Linked DNA regions of Mus musculus: region 2 is linked to region 1. Evidence: chromatin loops called from intact Hi-C (ENCODE). Cell type or tissue: heart. All regions are shown on one strand.

Region 1 (8,000 bases):
GCACAATTGAGGACTATTAGTGACTTTGCACCCACCTTTGTCCTGAAGAATGACCGAGAAATCATCCCCCAGGCTTCCTGGGTTTTCAAATACAGGGTCTCACTATGTAGCCCTGGCTGCTCTGCAACATGAAGTCCACCCTCTGACCTTACACTTGTGGCAATCCTCCTGCCTCTGCCTCCCCGGTGCTGAGACTACAGGCATGCACTGCCACTTCTAGCTCCCCGGCTTCTTTGAAGTCGCTGCCCAACCCAAAGCTGTCTGACCCACAGGTTTCTCTGATTGGCAGAAAGCAGGGAACCCCTGTTCTGTGCAGGACCTCAAGTCCTTCCTATGGCCCCCTGGCTTCCTCCACGGTGAGAAGGTAGGCCCTAGCACCAAGAGGCAGGAGAGCGCCTTTCAGCACCTGGACAAGGCCCTCCGGAGCATCCCAATAGGGTCTTTCTCACTCCTGGCTCCGAAGCCAGGGCTGGCATCTGAAGCACCCATAGGCTCTGTCCACTCTAAACAAACAGAGACCTGGTTCACCAGGAAGTGAGAGGGCACTGGGTGGGGCTGGAATGCCCGAGGGTGCAACACAGCTTGTTCCCCGATCTTATGTGGGCCCCCTCCCCACGCAGGCCTTTCCCGTCCCTGCACATTCACGCGGGATGTCATGTCGCGTCTAGATCGAGTGGGGTGGACTCTCCCACCACATGGAGCCCAGACAGAACCGACAACCCCTCCCTAGAATCCCTTCAAGCCCCAACGGAGAAGAACACAGGGTCCTTCCACACCAGTCTCGGAGAGCCCGGAACACGTGTGGGCCACCGGTCCTGGAACCAGAGAAGCAGGCGGGGGCTGCTGCCATCACCCACTTCAGGTCAACGAGCACAAAAGCCGCAGCTGCAAACAAAGAAGCGCTGCAAACTAGCCGGGGAGGCGGGACAGGCGGCGCCGCGCCCCCTCCCCACGCCGCGCGGGCGTGCGGGGCCATGGTCCCCGACGGCGCTCCTACCTGGCCGGCGCGGACCTCCTTCTCCAGCTCCCGGTGGCGGTTGTGCCACACGAGGTAGTGCAGCGGGTACTTGCCCTCGGGCCCCTTCCTGGCGGAGGCGTTGGCGGGGATCATCGCCCGCTCCTCATGCCGGGGCCGCGGCGCCCGGCCCGCGGGGAGGGACGGCGCGGGAGCCCGGGCCCGGGGCCGCGGGGCGGACGGCCGGAGCTGTCTGCTCGCGGGGCTGCGGCTCGGGCATGTGCGAGCGGCGGCGGCGGCGGCGGGCGGGGGCGGCGCGCCCGGCGTGGTGCGGGCGGCGGGCGTCCTCGGGAGGCGGCGGCGGGAGGCGCGGAGCAGCCCCCACCCGCCCTGGGAGGGAGCGGGCACTCGGCGGCACGCGGCCTCGCGCCTCCCCTCCCACACCCCCGCACACAAAGACGCCTCTCGGCGGAGGGAGCAGGGACCCGCAGCTGGAGCGGGGGCGCTCGGGGCGCCGGCCCCGGGGTCGCCGCCGCCGCCGCCGCCGCAGGGACGCGCGCCCGCACCCTCCGGCTCCCCTAAGCCGCATAGCCCGGCCCTCAGCCCGAGCGGACGGTGAGGGACAAGCGAATGCGGGGAAGAGAGGAGGGGACCCGGGTGCGCCGTGCTGGGTTAGTTACAGCTTGGCCCCGCAGCATCATGGGGCTTGTAGTCCGCCTGGTAGAACCGTGCGTTTCGGATGACCAGAGATGGTCTGGAACTGATTTCCTGGAAGGGTGGACAGAGAGTCAAACCCGGCCGAAGCGGAGGCCTTACTTGGATGCCAAGTGGGTTGGGGGCGCCTCCACCCTTTGGCATTTTGCCTTTTGCAAGGAAATGGGGGAGGCTTTTAGGGCTGACCTGAAGCGTTGGGTCGGGGGTCTATGGCCTGCAGAAGTGAGCTTGGGTCCCAGGGAGGGTAAAGAGGCATCTAGATTCATAGTGACTAAAGAGTGACCCTAAGAGAGATGCAGGGCATCAGTACCAAGGGTCACTGAAGCAGCCAGGGGTCTGAGAATCGAAATATTTCTCAAATCTTTGCTCTCTCAGAAAATTAAACCCCAGCTTCCACACATCACGTTGGAAAAGAGAATGTCTAATGAGGCGAAGAAGACAGTCTTTCCCCTACATGGCTCAGCAAGAACCAGGATGAGGTTGAGCAAAGACAGCAGCAGGTGGCATTTCCCCACCTCCATCCCATGTGGGTCCCTGCCTAAGGAAAATGACTGAGTCCAGATTGCCTGCTTCCTGAAAGAGCAGAGAGACAAGCGCTTCCACAAGGAGCCCTTGCAGAGAGTGTGGTCAAAGTCAAATTGGCCTCTGTGGCGGCCACCTGCAAATGGTAAAAGGACCAAGATGCCTTGGGAGAGAAAATGTCAAGAGAGTTGTATTTAAATACCGTAACAATTGCTTGATCTTAAACAAATTGCTTATCCTTCAGAGTTTCTCGGCCCACTCACCTCTAAACTGGGATCAGATACTACCTCATGGGATGAGCTAAGGGTATGAACTGCCTGAAAACGGCCCCTCTCTCCTTCAACCAGCCTGAGACAGGTGGTAGGAGCGAACATGTTGCCTTCCTCGAGCCCACCTCAAGGCAGAAATAAGGAATTCCTGGCCAACCCGATTTAGAACAACAATCTAGAGAGTGTTTGTGTGGGAAGCGACAGCAAAAGCTTGCAAACTCCTTGCGCCCTTCTTGGGTTTCTTTGTGTGTTCTTCTCTCCTGCTTCCTGCACACCCAGTGGTGCCAGGCCCGGGAGGACTGAGTAGACTGCCTCGCCCCTTTCTGCAGCCTGGGAGGAGCCGGTAGGCGTCTCTGCAGCCCAGAGCCGCAGCCCACCTCCACCGCCAGGGGTCAGCAGAGTGTCGTGATTGCAGCCCGAGTTGAGGAGGGGGCTAGAGAAAGGAGGGGCAACTAGGAGAGGCCGCGAGAATGCCTGTACAATTCCTCATTAAATCGTTTTCAAAACCTTGTGTATGATTCCATTTGAGCTGTTCAGTTCCTGGGATGATGACATCTTCGGGGAAGCCAGAAACCCTTCTTCCCCCATCTTCAAGCTCTAAAGCTTGGCTGTGGTGAGGTTGGGGGTTCTGCAACAAAGTTTGGACTGTGTGAGCCAGGGTCCCTCCCAGGCAGTCCCTGAGCCAATAGGGAGATAGGGTGGCCGGGGTGGGGGGACGTGAATCATTCTTCCTCTGCACGCCCTGTATTCCAAGAAAGGAGAGAGGCCAGCATGCATTTAGAGGCTAGGTTGCCCTTTTGCCAGATGGCCGGCTATCACACGAAGCCCAGGTCGCTTTCCCTTTGGTCTCAACGCCCTGGCTGCCACGTGCTCCAGACGCGCCCACACAGCGAAGAAACAAAGGCAGCCAAGCGACGGGGCTGCCAGCAGCTGCCTCGACATTTAATAAATGAAATTCCATAGCTGGGGGTCGATCCGGGGTGAACGGGCGGCCACTGCTCCTGGGCTGCGCGCCCAGTTTCAGCTGCTAGACTGCTTCCCACCTCCATTGCTGCGGCCACCAAGCCTACAGACTCTTGGGTATGAGTGCAGCATGGTGTGGCATGACCACCACCCTTTGCTGGCAGAAGCCCCACCTGCTGAGCTACTGGTTGGGGGTGGGGGGTGTCTGCAAGATTTTTTTTTAAGGTGAGATTATAAATATATCCTGTGGATCACAATTTCAAACAAACTTGTCAATCTGGGTTGCAGCAAAAGGCGATGGAACTTTGCGTGTATTTTGGGTGGTGTGACTCATAAGCATTACTTGTCTCCCCCTAGGGAAGGAGCCTGCCCACCCACAAGTCACTGCTGCTCTGGCATTGCTGGGAGAAATAGACCCACTCAGACACCCCTAACCAAGGACTCCCCTCAAACCTCCGTTTTATTACTGAGCAGGAATCCCTAACACCCAGGAATCTCCCTTAACTCTGCCACCGCTGACCTGCCCCTTCCCCTACGAGCGCGCCGCCGCCCCTCACCCCCCCCCCCCCAACCTGGTGTTGTGTGCTTTTGCCCTCTCCATAAGCTGAGTTCTCTGACAGCCCTTTTGCGGCTGTAGGGGTGGGGGCTGGGCACAAACGGGTCACACGTGTATGGGGGAGCATGCTCAGTGTGGGGTGCACCCACGTGCAACATGCACTTTAGTTCCTTGCTCCCCCCACCCCCGTCTCCATGAGAAGTCCAAGAAAAAAAAAATCCTTACAAAAATTGGCTCCTGTTATAAGCATATGCTTAGGATACATACACACCCGTCGGGCAGCCCGGAAACATCGTTGATGTACACGAAACAGATAGCAAGTTATTACTGGTGCACACAACACTCTTAATAATCACCCAGATTCTTTGCTTTCCTATTTGAAACAAGAATGATGTATTTTTAGTCCCACAGAGAGGGAGTCACAGTTAAGTGACCTCTCGGGCACCTGGCCGTCCATATTGGTGGTAGTGAGTGTACACCGCAGGGATATGGCCACAGACCCACCTGGACACACTGACTTGGACACAGGGGACCAGAACACACACCTCACCCCAACCCAGCCTCTGACCGCTAGGAGCATTGTGCCTGGGAATGCTTCCTGTCCACCCCGATCCCCACCACGTCCGTCTCTCGGTTTTTGGGCCGAGCGTCCCCTGGACCACTCCCCAATCGGAAAGTGAAGGTCAAAGTGCTAGCGTGTGTCTCGGTTGCAGACCAGGCGGGCGCGGGCCGCGGCTCCTTTAAGAACCCCCGTCCACTCCCGCCTGCGCGCAGGCTTCCTTTCTCCGAGAGGCTCAGCCACGGAGCTGAGCGGAGCGCCGGGGCGGGGTGCGGGCCGCCCCTCCCCCGGTGGGCAGGGCTTTCACTGCTTCCTGCAGGAGCGGCCTGGGCCGCGCAGGGGGCGGGGAGAGCGGCGAGCGGCGGCGGGGCGGCGCGGGGCGGCGCGGGGCGGCGCGGGGCGGAGGGCGCCCGAGGGCGAGCGGGCGGGCGGGCACGGCGGGTTCCGGGCCAGCCCCGGGGGCGGACGGTTGGCCGCGCGCGCGGAGCCTCGCCGGGGCCTTGCGGGAGCCGGGCCGGGCCGCAGGGCCGCCGCCGCCGCCCGGGCCCGCCGCCCGCGCCCCCCACGCTGGCCCAGAGGGCTGCGGCCGCGTCGCCGCTGAGGATGTCCCGGAAGGGGCCGCGAGCGGAGGTGTGTGCGGACTGCAGCGCTCCGGGTAAGCGGCGGGATCGGGTCGGGGGCGGGACCGCGCCGCAGGCCGCCGCCGGGCGGGCGCCGAGGCCTGGCGGGAGCGCTGTGCCGGGCCGGAGGGCGGGGCGGGGGCCACTGCGGAGCGGCGTCCTTGGCGGGAGGGCCGGCTGCGGGGGGCGCTGTGCGTTGGAGCCGGTGAACGGGAGGGAACCGCCTCCCACCTCCATCGCGGCATCCAGACGGAAGCGCCAGCCTGGTGTGGCAGGAGGGCTGTGGCGGAGGCCGGCAGGCTGTGGGAGGTGGGCGCTAGGATGGTTTGTGTCATCCCTGCCACCCCCGCGTCTTGCACCTGCTGCTCACATGGCCCGCGTGCCCGCCGGAGCGGTGGAGGGCAAGGGGCCTGGATACGAGCTCCTAGGGAGCACCTGACAGGGGCAGCTACTCTTAAGACTCCCCGCCCCTGCTTCCCAAGGCTGGGGCTGCTTAGAGGGCCCGGTGTTCAGGAACAATCTAAGCATGGGCATCTTCCCCGGAAGCATCTCCAGGCCTGCTGGTGTCTGGGAACATCTAGACTCAGCTTTTCCTGTTCCGGGTAGGCCTGTTGGAGAAGGTGTGCTAGGTATTGGTTCAGTCTAGACGCCGATCCCTCCTGGTCTCTAGCTCATTGGATAGGAGAAAGCGGTGAGGTTGCTTATGCTCCCCTGGTCCAGCTGACTCCTGAGCGAACTGGACTTACACACTGCTTCCTCCCTACTAACCAGCAGAGTGAGTCGGTCTGAGCTGCTGTGAAAGCCCCCTTGGCTTGCTGAGGAAGTGAAGGGAGGGCAACAACTCACCAGGCTGGTCCCTTCTCTGGGAGGACACAGCCGTTGATGGGACTCAGCAGCTGGCTGGAGGCAGGAAGTTCTGGCCTTTGCCCATCCTCTATAAAAGAAGCTGTGTCTCCATACAGTCTCGGGGTCTTATGGACTCTGGGTAATGAAGATGTGATTAGGTGAGAGTGTGGAGTGCTGATATGCAGGCCCATAACTTGTAGTCACCCCTTAAAATCCCAAGATCTGACCGTGAGCCCAAGGAATGATGGTCCTGTAATTCTCATGATCTAAACTGGAGTACTGGGAGTTGTGGGTAGTTGCAGAGTCATGAACATGGGACACCTTGTAGGTGACTGACCCTGAGACCTCCTTAGGATATGTCACGGTTTGGAGGGTCCTAGAAGATCCGTTTACAGATGGACATCCATACCCCTAGTTAGCTGGAAATGACGACTCCCTTTCCCCGGTTGGCCTTGAATGGATGAGCGGTGTGTCTGTGGAGCCTAGCAGGCCCCATCAGGGGAGCCAGGGTCAGGTAGTAGCTTTGTTTCCAGCTTATTCTATGATGCTTTGCTCACTCTGGGTCTCAGGTGGAACAGAAATGGATTTTGAGGACCCTTGCATTTCCCAGTCTACATTCTTGGTTCTGGAGCAGATAGAGTCTGTGACTGGCTGGCTGCAGCCTCTGGACACCCAGTCGGTGCTGGGAGGAACAGGGTGTGTTAGATGTTAGGCCACTGAGCTCATAGCCCCCATCCTCATGTGACAGAGGCAGGCCTGCCTCAGGATTCTTTTCTTTTCCTCTCTCTGATGCAGAATGCAAATTACTAAGCAGATGGGCAGAGCGTTGACAGTCTTCCTCATTATCCCACCTTAGCACCTAGTGTGTAGTGTAGTGATTGCCACGTGGCAGCCATTCCCCAGGTACAAGTGTTGGTCTTTGTCAGGAGTGCCCTGTGCCACACTGGGTCTGACAGACAATGGCATCCTTGATCTAGGCCTATAGCATCCCAGACAAGAGAGCATAAGCATGCCTGACCTTCTCATATCCCATGCATATGATAAAATATAGTCCATATATATCCCATTATAGCCCAGAGTCACAGAGTCACTGTGATAGAACTCTGTTATTGTCTGGGTATGGTAGGTAGCACATGCCTTTAAACCCAGCACTTGAGAGACAGAGAGGCAGGCAGATCCCCAGGCCAGCCAGGGCTATGGAGTGAGATCATGGAGTGGGGTCATGGTGGTTTTGTAGTTTATTAACTTGGAGTGTGATAGAGGTAGGAGGTGAGCCTGTGCTCAGAGACAGGTGTGACTATGTTGCAAGGACACAATGTGGCTGCTGTGGCAGCTTGTGTCACCTTACCAGGTGCTGTGCCCCTGCCTGCCTTGGGAATCCAGGAGAGGGCAGGAGTCAGGGTGCACAATCACAGGGTGATTGTCCCCTTACTTTGCCTCTGCCTACTCTTCCTCATTGCCTTGGTCCCAAGAACTCTGGCCTGGCTAACAAACGTTCACTTCCCAACCCACCACCTTTACATCGGGCCTTACATTCTGATAGGCTGGAGGAAAGATCTTCAGATACCCAGGCCGTAAGTCACCAGAGCTGGGGAATATGTTGCAGGGCAATGTACAGACTCATTTGCCTTCTTACAAGAACAAATATGGTAGTGGTCTTTTGTTTGAGGGGGGGTGTGCAGTTTAAGACAAGGTCTCTTCTATATGGTCCTAGCTGTAGAAACTCACTCTGTAGACCAGACTGGCCTTGAACTCTGACTCACCTGCCTCTGCCTCCTGAGTTCTGGGATTAAAGGTATGCACCAGCACTGCCCAGCTGGCTGTATAGCCAGGTGAGTGTTTGTCCTGTAGTCTGTCTTTCTGTCTTTTTTTTTTTTTTTTTTTTTTTTTGTGACAGGATCTTACTATATAGACCAAGCTGGAGATTCACCTGCCTCTGCCTCCTGAGTGCTGTGACTAAAGGCATGCCCTACCATGCGTGGCTATCCTGTGGGTT
Region 2 (8,000 bases), 120 kb after region 1:
CCCTCAGGCAGTTTTTTTCCTTAATAATGAATTTATTTTCTGATCATCAACATACTTTTGCCATATTTAGGGAAGAGCTCCTATCAGCTATAAAGATGCCTTGGTTATAATATGACTCAGTAAAGCAATTAACCTACACCCTGTGTATGTCCTTAAATTTTGTAGCTATTGATAAATCCATTCTTGCATCTTTCCAAGATAAAATCAGTCACTCTTTACTAAGCAGTATGTTTGGATTCATCCTAGTATATGAATCTATTATCAACAACAAACTATAAAGCAGAGAAATAGGTATTACAGCATAATTTTTCCTGAATGAGGAGAAAGCTACATATTCTGCAACATACACTTTATGTCATGAAGTAAAGGTTCAAATGAAACTGGGCACAGTAGCTCAGCACTCAGAAGGCTGAGGCAGAACTGCCACAAGTTCAAGGCCAGCTAAGACTGCATAGAAGAACCTGCCTCACTGCCGCAGAGGTGAGACAGGAGAGTCAGTTCAGGGATAACCTCAGCTATGCAGTATTTGAAGACAATCTGGACTACATAAGATCTTGTTTCCCCAACACCATCCCCCCCCAAAAGAGAGACAGATTCAAATGAATTTATTCAAAAGAATAAAGCAGAAATGTCCATGTTTTGAGAAAAACATAATGCAGCTTTCCTAAATACTATGGAATTAAAAAAAAAAAAAAGAATTTAGGACAGGCATAGTGGCCCACACATTTAATCCCAGCACACAGCAGAGACAGGCAGATTTCTTGTGAATTTGAGGCCAACCTGGCCTACATACCAAGTTGCAGGCCAGCCAGAGAACTCACTCAGCACTGAATACACAGTATAGTGAGATGCTGTTTCAAAAAAAAAAAAAAAAGTTTAAACTGGAATATGAAGGCACACACCTGTAATTCTAGCACTTGGGAGGTTGGAGACAGAGTTATCAGGAGTTTACAGTCATCCTCAGCAACCAACAGTTACACTAGCCTGGGCTACATGAGAAAGAAAGAACTTAAGTCAATGCCTAGCAGTACTGCTATATCTTTAATACTTGTATTCATAATTTTAAAATAACATATTAAGTAAAGCTAGACACAAAATTTGATGTTAATAAAATATCAAGATAATTAGCATAGTTTAGCAATCTTTATTACTGCTAATATTCACATATAGAACAGTTTTAAAACACTTCACTAGTAAATCTAAACAATTTAAAAAAAAATGGACCCAGGTGTGGAGACTTCACCTGTAATTCCAGCACAAAAGAGGGTGAGAGGCAGAACTGCTAAGTTCAAGGCAGTATGAATACAGAGTCCCTACCTATAAATCCGGGAGGATTATACTTCAAGAGTCTGCTAAAGATGAGAGAAAAAGTAAAAAGTATATATCAAGACTTCTTCAGGACTTGAAGGCTAAGTTTTTGTTTCAAAAGGCACTTACCAGAATGCTAAAACTGTTATTTCTGCTTCTACTAACCACAAAAATCAACAAGTACTACTGCCAAGACAAGATGGTTTCTTTTAAAATTAGGATGACATGAAGCAAAAAAGAAAAAAATGAGTACAGAACACAGATCATAACAGAATTGGGTGCATCACCTTACATTTCCTTAAGAAGGAATATCTGCTACATGAAAGTTTGTAACAATTTTCAGAGACTTTCTGTATCAATGTCATGCAAAATATTATTAACCTTAAAAAGTCACAGCCCGAGGCAAACGTCTGATTATATGAGTTTCAATGTAATAATTTCTAATAATTCTCAAAGAACTACAAAAGCCAAAGGGGACCCTTTAACAGTTCATCCAGGAATTCTCCCCTCTCTCAAAACAGAGTAAGAGAGACATCAAAACTGTTCTAACACGAGGCCATATCCCAACAGTAACAAGAGCGGACATACTTCCCATGGACATATCTCAGGGGAATATCCGAACAGTACTGTCATCGATTTAAAAAGCAAAGGGAAAAAAAAACTAAGCTCTCCAAGGGAAGCGCCATTGCTCCAGCCCCCCACCCCCACTTCTGTGTATGCATGGGTATGTGTACGAAGAAACTGACTTGTACTCCTGCAGCACTGCAGTAGACTAGAAGATGGGGGGGGGGGATGCTTCCATCACCCCTTACATTAGAAAGGTACAGACTTCCTTGGGGAGGAGTGGAAATCATCCAGTTGGCTGTCCAGAGCATTCTCCATTCCCAAGAATACAGACGCTACAAAGGAGGAGGAGCGGGAGCAGAGACCAGAAAGGGACCTCGCGCCTTTAAATCGGGGTGCACGTCAACTCAAATCTCCCTAACTAGAGCCACACCTTCTTAGAAACATCCCCTTCCACCACCTCTTCCGGTGACCCTTAGGAAAAAGGAATGCAATTGCTCTGGCCCCTCAAAACAGGAGGGCGCCCAGCTCACCAGTTTCTTCACCCCACCCACAGATTCACAGACCCTCCCTGTCTCCCTCCCCCACTCTATCCCCGATCTCTTCTTTCACCCGGAGAGGCCTGAGTGGGCACAATCTCCCCGCCCCCTCCATGTCTTCCTTTCCCAAAGCAGAGGTGCCCTTACCCCTTCGCCGGCAGGTCTGGGGCAGAGCAGACGGGCGCAGACCCCTGGAGCGCTCCGGTGGCCGCAGCGCTGGAGAGCGAGGAGTGAGGAGGAGGGGGCCCGGCGACAGACCGCCGCCCCCCCCCCAGCCACCCAGCCCAGGCTCTACGACAAGGGGCCGGGGGGAGGGAGGGGGGGACGAGGGGACGACCGGGGTCGAGGAGGCGCCCTTAACGCTCCGGCTCAGTTAAGATGGCGCGGGGGAAGTGCCGGGAGTCGCCGCCGCCGCCGCCTCGGGGGAACCGGACCGGGGCCTCGGCCGCCTCCGGTCCTCCCAGCCGAGGCCCTGTCGGTCCCCCGCCGCGGCCCCTTGGCGGGCGGGCCCACGCGCACCCCTCCGCCACCACTACCACCCCTGGGAAGGGGGCGCTCACAAAGAGAAGAGAGGCCGCGGGCCGTCGGGCCGCGGGGCGGGGTCCCCGGGGGCCGAGAGGCCTGGGAGGTTCGCGACTGCTCCGCGCTCTCAGCCCGCGAAGGGCGCAAGGCGAGTGGGACCCCTCCTCTCTCCTCAAGCGGGCGGCGGCACCGGCTCACTCTCTTCGCCACCCTCCCTCTCTCCTTCCAAGCCCTGAAGCCACAGAGCTCGGCCGCTGCCCAGGTTCTCTCCCCCCCCCCTTCCCGACACCACTCCCCTCCTCCCGACAGACATCTCAGCCTCAGATCTCGCGAGAGTTCTTGCCTGACAGGCCCGACCCTGCGCGAGACAGGACAGTATGCGCGCGCGGGCGCGGGCGCGCGGGCGTCCTCTCGGGAGTGCGCGAATACTTAAAGCTGGGCGGAGTGGCCCGAGTGGCCCGAGTGGCCCGGAGTGCTAGGCTTGGTCCAGTCCCACCCTCAGCTCGCCTTCGCTACGCGGGCGTCAGGTGCGTGCTAGTCAGTCCCGGAAATCCTGGGGAGAAGAGCTCCGCGCAGTCCTTCCCTCTTCCCACCTCCAGAACAGCAGCCTCCCACTAATACTGCCAAACTGAAACTTTGCTCCAAAGTGGAGAACATCTCATTCCTACACACACCTTAGTTGGACTCCTCGTGGGACTCAGGGATAAACTTCGCAGCATAATCACTATGTACCTGCGTTTGTGCGGTACTGATGGTTAGTTTGGGAACGGCAGTTAAAGACTTTCATATAAGCCATATTTGTGATGGAAGAAAAAGAACTTCAAAGGGCTTTGTAGACTTAGAGTAAAAGATCTTTTTCAGTATAAAAGAAGCAAGTTGGCCAGTAATCAGGAAGCAGAGGCAGGTAGATCCGAGTTCTAGGCCAGCCTGGTCTACCTAGTACATTCTGGGTTAGTCAGGGTTACACAGTGAAACCCAGTCTAAAAGCAACAAAGTAAAGTAGTCTATGTAGGAAAGAGGTAAATCTTAGCGTGGGTTTAGAAACAGTTTTTTAAAACACATACACACACACCATCTTCAGTCACCCCCGATCTAGTCTAGGACTTTAGCTAGAACAGACTGTAATTGTTATTGAGGATCTAACAAGTGACCTGGTAGTGATGGGTCACACCTGTATTCTGTAATCCCACCCAACACAAGAGGCTGAGGCAGGAAATCATGAGCCTGAGTTAGATAGAGGCCAGCTTGAGCTATACTTTAACAACCTCTCTAGATATTGACAGAGAGAGAGCAAGAGCGCAAGAGGGGGTTCAGAAATTAAGAGCAAGTTCTGCTTGGTCTTGCAGAGGACAGTTTTCCAGCACCCGTGTAAGACAACTCAAAACCAACACACACACACACACACACACGTTAATTAAAATCTTTTTAAAAAACAGAAAACTCAAAGAAGAAAAAAGAAAAAAAGAAGAGAGAAAAAATGAAAAAAAAATTAAAAAAAAAAAACAAAAAGAAAAAAAAAACAAAACAACAACAACAAAAAAAAAAGCCAGAAAACTCAGCTAGGTATGGTGGCGAACGCCTTTAATCCCAGCACTCAGGAGGCAGAGGCAGGTGGATTTCTGAGTTCGAGGCCAGCCTGGTCTACAAAGTGAGTTCCAGGACAGCCTGGGCTATACAGAGAAACCCTGTCTCAAAACAAAACAAAAAAAAAAAAAAACAAAACAAAAAAACAAACAAAAAAACCCACCTCTTTTAGCGGAGTATGGTGATGCACAATTTTAGTTCTAGTACTCAGGAAGCAGAGACAGGAGGATCTCTGTAAGTTGGAAGCCAGCCTGATCTACAAGGCAAGTTTCAGGACAGCCATGGCTCCATAGAGAGACCCTGTCTCAAAAAAGAACCAAATATATATATACATACAAACACATTCATACAGACACAAAGTGTGTGTGTTCCTAGTGTGGTGTCCTATGTACCTCTCCCAGTATTTTGTTGTTTGTTGTGGATGCAGGAGAATCAACAGTTCAAAGTGAAGGTTATCCTGGTATAAGGAATTTGAGCCAATCTGGGGTTATATAAAACTCAATCTCAAAATCAAGCAAACATACCAAAAAAAAAAAAAAAAAAGCCAATGCCCATGACTACAGTCATTTAAGAAAACATGCTGGGGCTAGGGGATGACTCAGCTGCTAAAGTGCTGTGGAAGGAGGTCAGTTCGAATCCCCAGCACCCACATGGTGTGCACCTATAATCCGCACACTGGGGAGGTAGAGCTAGGAGGACAGGGACTCACAGCAGCTAGATAGGGCAAATTCCAGTCTTTCACTTTGTAGACCAGGCTGGCCTCGAACTCAGAAATCCACCTGCCTCTGCCTCCCAAGTGCTGGGATTAAAGGCGTGTGCCACCACGCCCGGCTCAAATTCCAGTCTTAAGAGACTTTGTTTCAAAAAATAAAGTGAAGGGTTACCAAGATGACTCAGTGGGTAAAAGGTCTTGCCTTGAAAACCTGCCCATCTGAGTTCAGTCCCAGGAACTCAGGTAAAGTTCCTGATTCCACAAAGTTCTCCTCTGATCTCCATATCTCTGCATTGCAATGTTCATGCCTACATACACACATCATACACCCACATACTAAAAATACATATTTTCTTTTAAAATGGAGAGCTGCCAGGCATGGTGCCTCATACCTTCAGACCCAGCAATAGAGAGGCAGAGGCAGGTAGACATCTGTGAGTTCAAGGCCAGCCTGGTCTCCCAGTGGGGATGTTTAGCATCAAGCATCCGTAAGTACAAGCTTCCAAACACATGTGCATACATATACAGAATTGTGGATTAGCTGGGTGGTAACACATGACTGTAATCTTACCACTTGGGAGGCTGAGGCAGGAGGATTGAGTTCCAGGCCAACCTTGGCTACTGAAACCTGATCATATTGACCCTGGTTGCTCTATCTGGTGAAAACATTTAATCCTTTTCTTCCTGTAATCTACGACATTTGACATAGCTGACACTTCCTTCTTGAAACTATCCCTCCTTGCCTTTTCAAAGCCCCTCAAAAAAAAGCAGTTTTCTTTCTATCTTCCTTTCCAAACAGGGCCCCTCCTCCTCCACCTAACACTTAAAATATGTGTATCTCTAACTTTGGTCTGTCACCATAAGAGTTTTTTCCCACAGCCTGGAGCTATAGTAATACATTTGCTCATCATATGGAAAATCTGAGTTCCAACACCAGGACACACACACACACACACACACACACACACACACGCACACGCACTGTTCCCTGCCTCCTGGTTGTTTCATATATAAGACTAGAAAGAGATTCGAACCCTCCCATAGTATTTTTATGGGAAACTTCAAACAGAAACAGGAGAATTATTATAGAATAGTAATCTCTGTGCCTGTCATCTGACTTTATCTATTTGCAATCTTTTTTGTTCATTTACATGAAAGGAGTTCTCTTGCAGCCCAGGCGTTTTAGTATTATAGGCTCCCAGGCATCTCAGAACATCTAATTTATTTATCTGTTTTCTATTTACCATTCTTTCTTTGTCTTTTCTTTTTTTCTTGTTTGTTTGTTTGTTTGTTTGTTTTGTCTATGTAGCCCTGGCTGTCCTAGAACTCATTCTGTAGAACAGGCTGGCCTTGAACTTAGAGACCTCACTGCCTCTGACTCCCAAGTGCTGGGATTAAAGACCTGTGCCACCACTCTCTGGCTTTGTTACAACATCTTTATACAGTTTGTCTAAAATTTTAATAGCTTTAATATTTGATCCATGGTCACCTATCTCAATAATTTCCAAAATATCTTTGACAGTTCATTTATCTAAATTGGGATCTGAACATGACTCACTTGACACTTGATTAATAAAAGCTTCACCTTCTTCTTCTTTTCTTGTACAGAAAGTTCCCTGACACTTCTGCCTGCTTAGTTTGTCTTTTTGTCTTTTCCATTGTTTGTTTGACATTTACTTGCTGAAGAAATGAGATCACAATGCCGGGAGCCATAGCTCATACTCAGTCCCAGCACTCAGGAGGCTGAGGCAGGAGGATTGCTTCAAGTTCAAGGACAGCCTGAGCTAATGTGGGAACCTGTCTCAGAAAGACAGGCAGGCAGAGAGGGATGGAGGGAGGGAGGGAGGGAGAGAGGGAAGGAAAGAGGGAGGGAGAGAATATTCTAAAGAATTTGTCTACGTTCTGGACTTAACTATATCCTCATGATATCATTCACATTTGCTTCAAAGCGCAAATTTCCTGGAAATTAGCAGTTAAATCTAAAGACTTGATTGTATTTAAGATACTCTTATCTTTGTCAGAATGTTGTGTTGGGCGGTGGTGGCTCACGCCTTTAATCCCAGCACTTGGGAGGCAGAGGCAGGCAGATTTCTGAGTTCGAGGCCAGCCTGGTCTACAAAGTGAGTTCCAGGACAGCCAGGGCTACACAGAGAAACCCTGTCTGGGGGTGGGGGGCGGGGAAGAATGTTGTGTGGATGCTATTTATAAAACTATGTTGAAGGATTGTTTGGTTAATTGACTGATTTATATGTACTTATTATTTATCTGTTTTTGAGTCAAGGTCTCTCTGTGTACCCCTGGATATCCTGGAGCTCAAAATGTATACCAGGTTGACCCCAAGCTTACTGAGATTCTCCCACCTCTGTCTCTCAAGTGTTGTTCTTTTTATTCTTCAATTGAGTGGGTGTAGGTAGATGGGTGTGGCTGGGTATGTGTGTGTGTGTGTGTGTGTGTGTGTGTGTGTGTGTGATGGTAGGTAGGGTGGGGGTGATGGTGGAGGGGGAGTGAGGGTGGGTCAGTGAAGGTGGGTGGGGTGGGTCTGTGGTGGTGGTGGGTGGGATGGGGTGGGGTGGGGTGGGGTGGGTCTGTGATGGTGGTGGGTGGGGTGGGGTGGGGTGGGGTGGGGTGGGTCTGTGATGGTGGTGGGTGGGGTGGGGTGGGGTGGGGTGGGGTGGGTCTGTGATGGTGGTGGGTGGGGTGGGGTGGGGTGGGGTGGGTCTGTGGTGGTGGTGGGTGGGGTGGGGTGGGTGGGGTGGGTCTGTGGTGGTGGG

What was found. Hi-C counts contacts between places; a loop is a spot of excess contacts. Peaks named below come from ENCODE experiments on the same cell type or tissue, not always from the same donor. Only the 100,000 strongest peaks of a DNase experiment are listed, where the experiment ranks them.
Region 2: it touches region 1 in a loop (2.3-fold over the local background); 4 of 42 quality-filtered maps call a loop at or near these places.

What each region holds. Positions count from the first base shown.
Region 1 is chr11:77,488,442-77,496,441 of GRCm38, forward strand. It overlaps Ankrd13b (ankyrin repeat domain 13b), which reads right to left and starts at 1,601. Exons shown (of 15, transcript NM_001373882.1): 1 at 998-1,601. The coding sequence starts at 1,111. Git1 (GIT ArfGAP 1) reads left to right here and starts at 4,971. Exons shown (of 20, transcript NM_001004144.1): 1 at 4,971-5,193. The coding sequence starts at 5,142. In heart, CTCF peaks have their summits at 4,556, 4,757 and 5,359; DNase peaks (open chromatin) are centred at 1,580, 2,830, 3,280, 4,800 and 4 weaker places; H3K4me3 peaks cover 6,660 bases; H3K27ac peaks cover 6,785 bases; H3K27me3 peaks cover 308 bases.
Region 2 is chr11:77,604,650-77,612,649 of GRCm38, forward strand. Taok1 (TAO kinase 1) reads right to left here and starts at 3,166. Exons shown (of 21, transcript NM_001364134.1): 1 at 2,559-3,166. In heart, no CTCF peak of the experiment used is centred here; DNase peaks (open chromatin) are centred at 2,442 and 3,282; H3K4me3 peaks cover 2,796 bases; H3K27ac peaks cover 2,137 bases.